Linked DNA regions of Mus musculus: region 1 is linked to region 2. Evidence: chromatin loops called from intact Hi-C (ENCODE). Cell type or tissue: gastrocnemius. All regions are shown on one strand.

Evidence for each region. Peaks named below come from ENCODE experiments on the same cell type or tissue, not always from the same donor. Only the 100,000 strongest peaks of a DNase experiment are listed, where the experiment ranks them.
Region 1: it touches region 2 in a loop (3-fold over the local background); 9 of 42 quality-filtered maps call a loop at or near these places.

The regions. Positions count from the first base shown.
Region 1 is chr3:135,503,608-135,508,607 of GRCm38, forward strand. Manba (mannosidase, beta A, lysosomal) reads left to right here. Exons shown (of 17, transcript NM_027288.3): 2 at 3,302-3,396. Among named protein-coding and RNA genes, the nearest start is that of Manba, 20 kb to the left of the region's middle. In gastrocnemius, a CTCF peak has its summit at 2,121 (motif pointing left); a DNase peak (open chromatin) is centred at 2,133; H3K4me3 peaks cover 123 bases; H3K27ac peaks cover 2,155 bases.
Region 2 is chr3:135,278,846-135,283,845 of GRCm38, forward strand. Bdh2 (3-hydroxybutyrate dehydrogenase, type 2) reads left to right here and starts at 2,376. Exons shown (of 10, transcript NM_001172055.1): 1 at 2,376-2,523. Gm46826 (a long non-coding RNA gene) reads right to left here. Exons shown (of 3, transcript XR_001783991.2): 2 at 4,320-4,497; 3 at 3,587-3,928. In gastrocnemius, a CTCF peak has its summit at 2,313 (motif pointing right); a DNase peak (open chromatin) is centred at 2,309; H3K4me3 peaks cover 1,325 bases; H3K27ac peaks cover 1,928 bases.

The DNA.
Region 1 (5,000 bases), 220 kb after region 2:
AACCTGGAGCCGGAGCTGAATCAGAGGCCTTGGAGAAGTGCTGCTGACTGACTTGCTCAACGTGCCTTGCTCAGCCTGCTTTATCATAGAACCCAGGACCAACAGCTCTGACCCATTTCCACCCACAATGGGTTAGGCCTTCTCCCACTAACCACTAAGAAATAATAAGAAAATGCCTTACAACCTAGTCTTATAGAGCTGTCTTCTCCATTGTGACTCCTTCCTTCTTGTTTGTTTTATTTTTATTTATTTATTTGTTTGTTTATTTTTGGTTTTTTGAGACAGGGTTTCTCTCTGTAGTCATGGCTGTTCTGGAACGCACTCTGTAGACCAGGCTGGTCTCAAACTCAGAAATCTGCCTGCCTCTGCCTCCCAAGTGCTGGGATTAAAGGCGTGCGCCACCACTGCCCGGATTGTTTTATTTTATTTTATTTTATTTATTTTTTTTAAGATTTATTTATTTATTTTATGTAAGTACACTGTAGCTGTCTTCAGACACTCCAGAAGAGGGCGTCAGATCTTGTTACAGATGGTTGTGAGCCACCATGTGGTTGCTGGGATTTGAACTCCGGACCTTCGGAAGAGCAGTCGGGTGCTCTTACCCACTGAGCCATCTCACCAGCCCTGTTTTATTTTTTGAGACAGTCTTACCTAGTATCTCTGGATGCCCTGGGACTCATGTAGACCAGGCTAGCCTCAAACTCAGAGGTGCACTGGCATCTGCCTCCCAAGTACTCTGATTAAAGGTGTACAGCACCACACCTGGCTGAAGTTCCCTCCTTTCAGATGACTCTAGCTTGTGTCAAGTTGACATAAAGTCGTCAGCACACACATCCTGAGTCACAGTCTACTGGAACTGAAGCAGAAGTGTAGAAGGAGGAATGCCACTTAACTGGTTTGCTCCTCGTGTCTCTCCCAGCCTACTTTCTCATATAAGCAGGACCACCTGTCTAGGGATAGCACCGCCCACAGTGGGCTCAGTGCTCCCACATCAATCATTAATCAAGACAGTACCCCACAGACCTTCCTAACGGCCTCTCCGATAGAGGCATTTCCTCATTTGTGATCCCTTCTTCCTAGCTATGACTAAGTTTGTGTGAGTTTATGTGTACCACCCATCTCCAGGAACCTACAGAGGCTAGAAGAGGGCTGGAGATACAGGTGGTTGTGAGCTGCCTGATGTGGCTACTGGGAACCAAACTTGGGTCCTCTGCAAGAGTACTAAGAACTATTAACCGAGTTCAAGGCCAGCCTGGTCTACAGAGTGAGTTCCAGGACAGCCAGGGCTACACAGAGAAACCCTGTCTCAAAAAACAAAATAAAACAAACAAACAAAAACTATTAACTGTTGAGTCTTCTCTCTAGCACCAGTGGAATAGGTCTCAAAGGGAAAAAATTGGTGCTACAGCAACTGATTGGCTTGGATAATAGATTTATATAAATCATTCCTCTTTGTATTATAGTCGGGGTCACTGTGACTTTGCTATCGGCTATGTCAACAGCCCAGGAGGGCTACAAAGCTTGGCTCCTTGTCCTTTAAAAAAACGGATAGATTTAATTTTTTTATTTTATTTGCATTAGTGTTTAGTGTGTGCCCAGTGCCCAGGGAGGCTGGAAGAGGACCTTGGATCCCTTGGAAATGGAATTACAGATGATTGTGAGCCACCAGTTGAATGCTGGGAATCATATCCTGGTCCCCCGAAAAAAAAAAAAAAAACCAAGTGCTCTTAGCTGTTGGGCTACTTTCCAGGCATTGTTCCATTCAGCTTTTACGATGTTGCTGGGGAATCAAACTGAGATCTTTAGACCTTTGCAACAGTGCTTTGCCTGTTGGTCCATATCCACAACTCCTAGTAAGTCTGTCAGCGCTTGGCCCTTGACTGGCTGCCACACAGAATCAAGCCCACGGGCTGCAGTTTGCTAACATGGATAATCCAGGAAAGCTGGATCCTATGAGTGTGGCAGTGAGTGTACTTACTGCCTGTGTGGTCTCTACTCAGCCCCCAGCAGCGCTCACTTAGAAAGCGTAGTGAAAAGTAGGTTGGAAATGCTTAAGGTCTCCAAGGAATGGGAGTTTCTGCTGAACTTTGGGCAGTAGAGGGCAGGAGATGTGCTGCCCCCTGGAGGCTATCCGGGGTAGTGGAAGCAAAGAGCAAGAACTGGGCCCTGGGAGAGAAAGGAAACGTGTCCCAGGGCGGTCAGATTTTATTTACTGCCAGGACTTTGGAGGTTCTATGTTTGGCTTAAAAGAGGCAGCCAGAGTCTCTTGGAGACCGTTCAGTGGGTGAAGGCGCTTGCTGCCAGGCCTGATGGCTGAGTTCAGTTCTCGGACGCCACACAACGGAAACGCAGAACTGATTCTCCCACCGAGTCCTCTGACCACCCACATAGGTGCTGTGGAGTGTTGCCCTGCTAATTAAGGTCAAAGTCTACCATTGTCCAGATAGCCTTCTGAGCTCTCACAAAATGGTGGACTCTCTTTACCAGCAGGGCTTCTCCTTCTCTGACCTTCTCCGGAGAGTTCAACCCCCACCCCGGTCCCCCATCTCCCCTCTATCTGTGGAATGTCTTTGGTTAGATTACAGGTTCAGCTTCCTTTCTCCTGATAAGAACTGGATCGGCAAGCACCTGAGATTCCTGGGATGCCTCTCTAGGCTAATGAGGCGGCTCAGTTTAGCCTTCAGCCAATGACCTTTGTCCATCCTGGATTTTCCTACTCCTTTCCCCTAAACTATCTAACCATTGATTCACCCCTAAAAACGTTGGTCTGTCTCCCTAAAACTGATCCTGGAATGACTTCATTTTCTTTTGTACTCACAGGCCATCCAATACCCTGTTCAACCACTCTGCCCACTTCGTCCACGTGGGCCGATGGCCGATGGCCCTGGGGAGAAGGGAGACCCACGGTGGTGCATGCCTGAGCACTCTCACACATATAAACAAATATATAATAAAAAACAATCAATACAAAGGGAGCCGGTATCTATCTCCGGACACGTTCTCTGATAATGAGTATTATTTGTACCGCAGAGCTCTTTCATTTCACGCATACTGTTGGGAATTTTCTCCCACATCCTCGTCGTTTTACAGCACTGGGCACTGTTCTCGGGGCCTTGCATATCCCACCACTGGGCCGTATCTGCAGCCTCTGATCCACAGCCCACATTCTCAGTGTTAATCGTCTGACTTTCCTAGGCCAAGAGTTCATTAATTTTTAGGTGATCAATAGTCATTGTTTGTTACCTATTTCAATTGTTTATTTTTAGCATATTTGGCTACCATGTTTATCTTGTACCAACAGGATCCTTACTACAGATTTAATGACCTGAACTATAGATGGATTTCCTTAGATAACTGGACCTACAGCACGGAATTTAAAATCCCCTTTAATCTCAGGTATGTATATTTTTATATATACTATACTAATATACTACATCCATATATACTATATATACTATGTCCATATATACTATAGTATATATACTATGCCCATAGATACTATGTACTATATAGTATATTATAGGGCTGGCAAGATGGCTCAGTGGTTAAGAGCGCCGACTGCTCTTCCAAAGGTCCTGAGTTCAAATCCCAGCAACCATGTGGTGGCTCACAACCATCCATAATGAAATCTGATGCCCTCTTCTGGAGTATCTGAAGACAGCTACAGTGTACTTACATTAAATAAATTTTTTTAAAAGTATATTATATATACTATATTATGTATACTATGTGCTATATACTGTATTATGACAAGATTTTCATTTATGCTTTATGTCTGCTTAGGTTGTATATCAATCAGAGTTAAATCAGATTAGACTTTTGTGTTATCGAAGTGACTGTGTAATTTATTTTTCATTTTATATGTGAGGATGGGGCCACTGCTCATCAGTCATGACATTGCGTTTTAGGGAATAATTGCTCTAGTGGTTATACTGAAGTCACCTAAATCCCATTTTATATAAATGCCCTGGACTTCCCCAGTGTCTTGGAGAATGTATTGATGTATTGATCAGCAGTACTTTTTGTGAAGTTATTCTGTGTGTGTGCATGTGTGTGTGCGTGTGTGTATGTATGTGTGTGGCCAAAGGAGAAATGCCAGGCGATTTAATCAATTACTGTCCACTTTGCTTTTTGTTTCTCTGAACTTTGAGCTCTCCAATTTTGCTAGACTGGTCAATGAGTCGCAAGGGTCCTCCTGTCTCTGCCTCCCCCGTTCTGGGCTTGCCGGCAAGTGCTGCTGTGCCTGTGCCCATCGTTTATGTTGGTCTGTAAATTGTGCTCAAATTCTTCTGCTTCCATGGCAAGCGAGCACCTTACTGACCAAGTTATCTTCACAGGCTCCCTCGCCACCACAGTGCTTGTGTGTGTGTGTATATGTGTGTGTGTGTGTGTGTGTGTGTGTGTGTGTGTGGTGTGTGTGTGTGTGTGTGTGTGTGGTGTGTGTGTGTGTTGTGTGTGTGTGTATGTGTGTATGTGTGTGTGTGTGTGTGTGTGTGTGTGTGTGTGTGTGTGTGTACGGGGATGGTACTAGGATCTGAGCCTAGAGCCTTAGGCATTGAAGCACGTTTCCCCCATCTACAGTGTTGTTAGTGCTATACAACCATTGATACTGTCAATCCCGAGATTCTCTGGAGAAAAACCAATTCCACCATTTTGGGCCAAATTTGAAGCAAGCTTTATTAAATATTAAGTACTGACTAAGAGATGGACTTTGGTCAAGGCCATTCCTGGAATTTCCAAGCTGAATGGCCCTGAGACACTGTTGCAGGGGTTTATAAAGACAAACCCATAGGCCACCATACTTTCCCATGAGGCTTTTGTTATAAGAACTACAACTCCCAGCATTCCAGGAGGTTACTTGGTCCTTGGGCAGGGGAAGCTTACAGGTTAATTTTGGTAATACAAAACTATGACCTTAACCTTACTCATGTGGCCATAAAGAAAACTACAAGTATTGCTTTCAGCAGTGTTCTGTTATCATAAGAAAATATTTCTAGGCG
Region 2 (5,000 bases):
AGGAACCTGGAACACACTGAATGGTCTACAGGCTACTCAGTAGGCTGGAAGGTGTCTCTTCCAAGTGACTAGTCTAAGCCTCTTCCAGTATTTTGGCTAGGTTTTGCTTCTTCTAGGCACCAGGTCTGGTCTTAGAATCTCCTTTTCAGCTTGTCTTTTCTGAGTCTTATCCACAGCTTGGCTTGTCTAAGTGTTGTCTTGATGAGTTAACTACTCTTGTGAGAGGGACTCAGGCTTTTATTGCTCACTCTGGCAGGGTGCCTAGTGAATCTGCTCGGTTTCAGGGACTTCCTGGAACTACTTTGAATTGTTTACCTTCCTGTTTAAGGAGCTTCCTTGCAGGGTGGAATGTTTCAATCTCAGAGGAAACTGCTACACAACAAACTTGTGTTAACAAAATGACAGGCTTTGTTTCTTACCTTTAAAGTGTCAATTTAGGGTTGGAGAAAGGGCTCAGTGAGTTGAGTGACTGTCACACAAACATGAGGACTTTCTGATCCCCAGCACCTGCATAAAGACCCAAGCATGTGCCATGTGGCACGCTAGTCAAGTGCTACTGAGGTCTGACAAGCTCATCCCTGGGGCTGGCTCTCCTGCCACCCCAACCTACTAGGTGAGTTCAGGCCATTGAGATCCTGTGTGAAAAAGCAAGCTGGGTAGCTTCCACAGAACAATACCAACTGCCCTCTGCCTTCCATGTTTACCTAAACACATACACAATTTTAAATGTTTACGTTAATCCTAAGTCATAACTCCTTGTAAAACAGTTTGAGTTTGGGGCAGGGGTCCTGCTTTTGTTCAGGATTGAAACCACATACTTCTGAAAGTGAATCTTCTTCCTTTGAGATTAGGTCTTACTATGAAACCTACTTTGTCCTCGTTAATCTCCTACCTCAGCCTCCCAAGTACAGGGACTACAGATAGGTCCCTTATTTGGGGGAGAGAGGCAGAGACAGAGACAGAAGTTAATCCTGGAGCACTCTCATAGTCATTAAAAGCAAACGCCTTTCAAAGCCCTGGCAAGTTGAGGGAAAGACAAGTCTATTAGAGCAAGGAGCACACACAGAAGTGTCTGCTGTAATAAGCTGCCGTTTATCCTGCAGGTGTGTGGCAGACGCTGGGCTTCACCTGCACACCATGTCCCCTCCTCACCACCCTGGCAGAGCCGCTGTTTCCTTCTCCTCCATATAAGAACGCAGAGCCGCTGTTTCCTTCTCCTCCATATAAGAACGCTGTAGGTTGGCCAGTTTACAGGTCCTGCTTACTCAGCTATTTCAGGGAGACATAGGATTTATGTCTTTTTATTTTTAAACTGGGCTCTTTTTTCCCCTTTGAGGGGGTCAGCTGTTCTGAATAAGGGTCTTCTGTAGTCCAGGCTGGCTGTGAAGTTCTAAGCAAACTTTGTGATGCTCTTACATCTATTTGTGCTCGGTGCTAGCACTCTGGGCTTTATACCGTGCTAGAGACTGAAGCCAGGGCCTGAGGCAGGAGCTTGAGGGAGGAACAGAAAGCACCCACACACTGAGCAGCACAGGAAGCCACCCTGTGCCTGCCTTAAAGGACCAGCTCTCTGTCTTGCTCTGCTCCGTCCAACCCACGTGCATCCAACTGACTGACTGTGAAACCCACACTTTAGGAGCCACTCAGAAAGAGGAGCAGAACCCAGAACCTTCTGGGAGGCATCACTTTTCTCTTCAAGAAGGAAGCCCTCAGAAAGTACAGCCTGCGTCCCCAGCAGACCTGCATGGCTGGCCAGCCCAGGTGACAAAGGAGGCTCGCAATCTGATAGCTTTGTTTTGTAGCCTTTGCAGTGCCAGAGCCCATGGCAAAGTGTGCCAAATGTGTCGAGCCCCTGGATTTATGCAGGACATTCACACATGACCTCCATGATCACTGTGACACTAGCCAGGTTAACTCACAAGTCTCCGACCCAGCCAAGACCTAGCCCTTTCCTCGTGGCTCCTGTAGTCTTCAACCAACTTGATTGCATGATATTTTGCTCTGTTCATTTCAAGATTCCCATCCTAGCTGGGTGTGCTCCTCGGCTCAGGCCCAGTGCACTCAGGATGCCAGCATTCTGCAGCTGAGGGATTAACGTCAGAAACAAGACTTTAGCCCCAAGGAAGTTTTCTTTTCCCCGCTCAAAGCAATCTGGGTTAAGAGCTAGGAAGACCAGAGTATTTAGTGCCTCGGGTCCCTTGTGTGTTTTCCAGCAGCCTTCCACCTTCCTGGCCATTGGATCTGGCCTGCTAAGTAACTTGCACAAACAAAAGACAGGCCTTTGTTTGGCGTTCACAGTTCCACGTTCTGATCACTAGATGGCAGCATGGACACATCTAAAGTGCACGGCTGTGGCAAACACTTCTTAAAAGCTTACTTAACAGGCATTAGCAAAAGGACTCGGAGGGGACCTGAACTCCACCTCCCAGCGTGCATTAATCAGCATGTGACTTCTCCTGCGCAGAGATCTGAAGTTTGTCTCCTGAAGGAATCTGGAGGACTGTGTGGACTCACTCTTCTAAAGTAAGATATTTTTTTCTAATCACTTTCGACAAAACTTTTGGGGACTGAGAGTTGTAGCTTGTGTTGCCATCTTCTCCATATCGCCGAGTTGAAGATGCATCTTCAGTTAGTGTGGGAGTTGGGAATCCTCTTGTATTTATTAGAGTTTGAAAATAGCCAAAGAAAGACAACTGTTCCAGTATCTGTCCTAAGTAAACTGGCTCGTGAAAATATTTGGAATTCCAGAAAATACTCTGAGCCTTTTTCTAGTAAAAAGAAATTTAGGGTTTTAGTACAATCTTTAGAAGTAGGAAAGTCATTATGTTAAGAGTGGGTTAAGTTTACAATTTCTGGACGTATTCCCACTCTAAACCCCACCCTGTTACCCCCCCTCCCCAAAAAAAAAACAAAAACAAAAAAACAAAAAAACCCATGTTGCCTTGAGACTGCTTGGAGGTCAGCTGGAGAAAGGTTTAGAAGTAAACAGAAACTAAATTTTGTGCCTGGTTGCTTCTGGGTGGTCTCGGGGGTCATGGAGGTGCTTAAGAGAGCACTGAGCAGGTGCCTTCACTGATTCTCAACCTGTGGGTCGCGACCCCCACGCCTAGGTTCTATCTAATTAGATATTCTGAATGTCAGGTGTTTACATTATGGTTCATAACAGCACCAAAATTACAGTTGTGAAGTAGCAACAAAAATATGGGTCACCACAACATGAAGAACTGCGTTAAAGTGTCGCTGCATTAGGACGGTTGAGAACCAGGGCTTTGGTGGGCGAATACCCAGGGTCCCTTAGTGAAGGCCCTGGACTGTGAGTTTCTTATGCTGTACTCAGGGTCGGGGGAGGCAGGGACGGCTCATCCCTTCCTAAAAGCACAAGTTAGCTTTCTCTCAACTCCTACCACACTCTAAGTGAAATTTCTCTCTGCGTGCTACTGGTAAAAAGCAAAGCAAAGCGTACTGCATCAGAATTGGGGAGACGCCATGAAGCCAGATCCTGTTACCCAGCATGTGCGCATGATTGGATCACAGAGTGGGGGTCATCAGTTGGCTTCAGAAGCCCCTCTTACCGTGTGACTGTGTCGGGCTGGATCTCAGAGGAAGGCTCTAATAGGAACCTAACAGGATGGCTTTTATTAGGGGAGATACTGTTGTGGGAGAAAATGACAAGGAACCAGGTGACGATGGGAGAGACTTCAGATGGATCGAGGCAGGGAGAAGGCAGAAGTGGATTTGGGGGTGGGGGCACCCTGAATGCTTCCTTCAGTAGGGTGGGGCTGGGGACCCTAAGGAGGCTAGGGAGAAAGAGTTCTGTACGTCATCCATCACGGTCTGCTCCAGGGTGGGAACAAAGAACAAAGGTGTCCTCCGGGTCAATGGAACCTCAGTCCTGCTGGAGGTGGGAGACTGCAGCATTCTCTTGAACCTGTGATTGGAAGGCATTGTATTGATATGATGATAGCTGACTTAGCCTCACCCTCACAGGAGACCAGGCTCTGTCTGTCATCTGTGAAGCACTGCCCACCCCCACCCCCTCCCCATCCCTGCTTCCTTGCCAGCTACTTCTAGACAACTGCACCCATTTCCTGATCCCAATCCCTAATGGCCACTGCCAGCTCCGTTCTGGCAAATCTGAAAATCTCCCATGCTTTCCCCAACTCTTTCAGTGCCAGCTGCGGACATGAAGACCTAGCACTACAACCCCTGGAGTTAGGACCAAGTATGGAGGACTGGAAAGTCGAAAGGGTACAGTGGGGATGCGGGGGCAGGGAGCACAGCTATGGGAGGAACAAAAGCAAAAACACCTAACAGCTTACCTAGAGAACAGGTCAAGTCAAAGGAGAGGACAAAGGGGGTGCTGGAGAGAAGGTCCATCAGTTAAGATCTCTAACTGCTCTGCCAAAGGACCTGGGTTCAATTCCCATCATCCATGTGCCGCTCACAACTGTCAGTAATTCCAGGGGCAGGAGATCTGACACCCTCACACAGACACACCTGCAGGCAGAACACAAAGGACTTGCTAGCTGTCGACCCCAGGCACCCCATCCAGCCAAGATGGCGTCCCGGGTGCTTTATTGAGGGTGGATGGGCAGAAGGAATGTCAGGACTCCACACTCACAGACATATTTCCCTCCTGCCCCTCCCTGTATGGAGGCTGCAGCAAACCAACTGTCACAGGTCCCTGAGAAGGACAGAACAGCCGTCCTGTGACACCGTTTCTTGTTACCTATTCCTCTGTCCCTAAGGTGTGCATCCAAGCCTCTGCTAAGCGGCTCTTACAGAATGTGGTGTTTGGGGTTCTCCGCCCTCTCTTTCAGAATGTATCCATCACATGTCCCGATTAGTTTTATGTCAACTTGACATGAGCCAGTTGTCTGAAACGAGGATACTACAATCGAGAAAATGCCTTCTTCATAAGATCTGGCTGTAAGGCATTTTCTTAATTGGTGATCAACAAGGGAGGGCCCTGCCCAGTGTGACTGGTGGCCCTGGGCTCT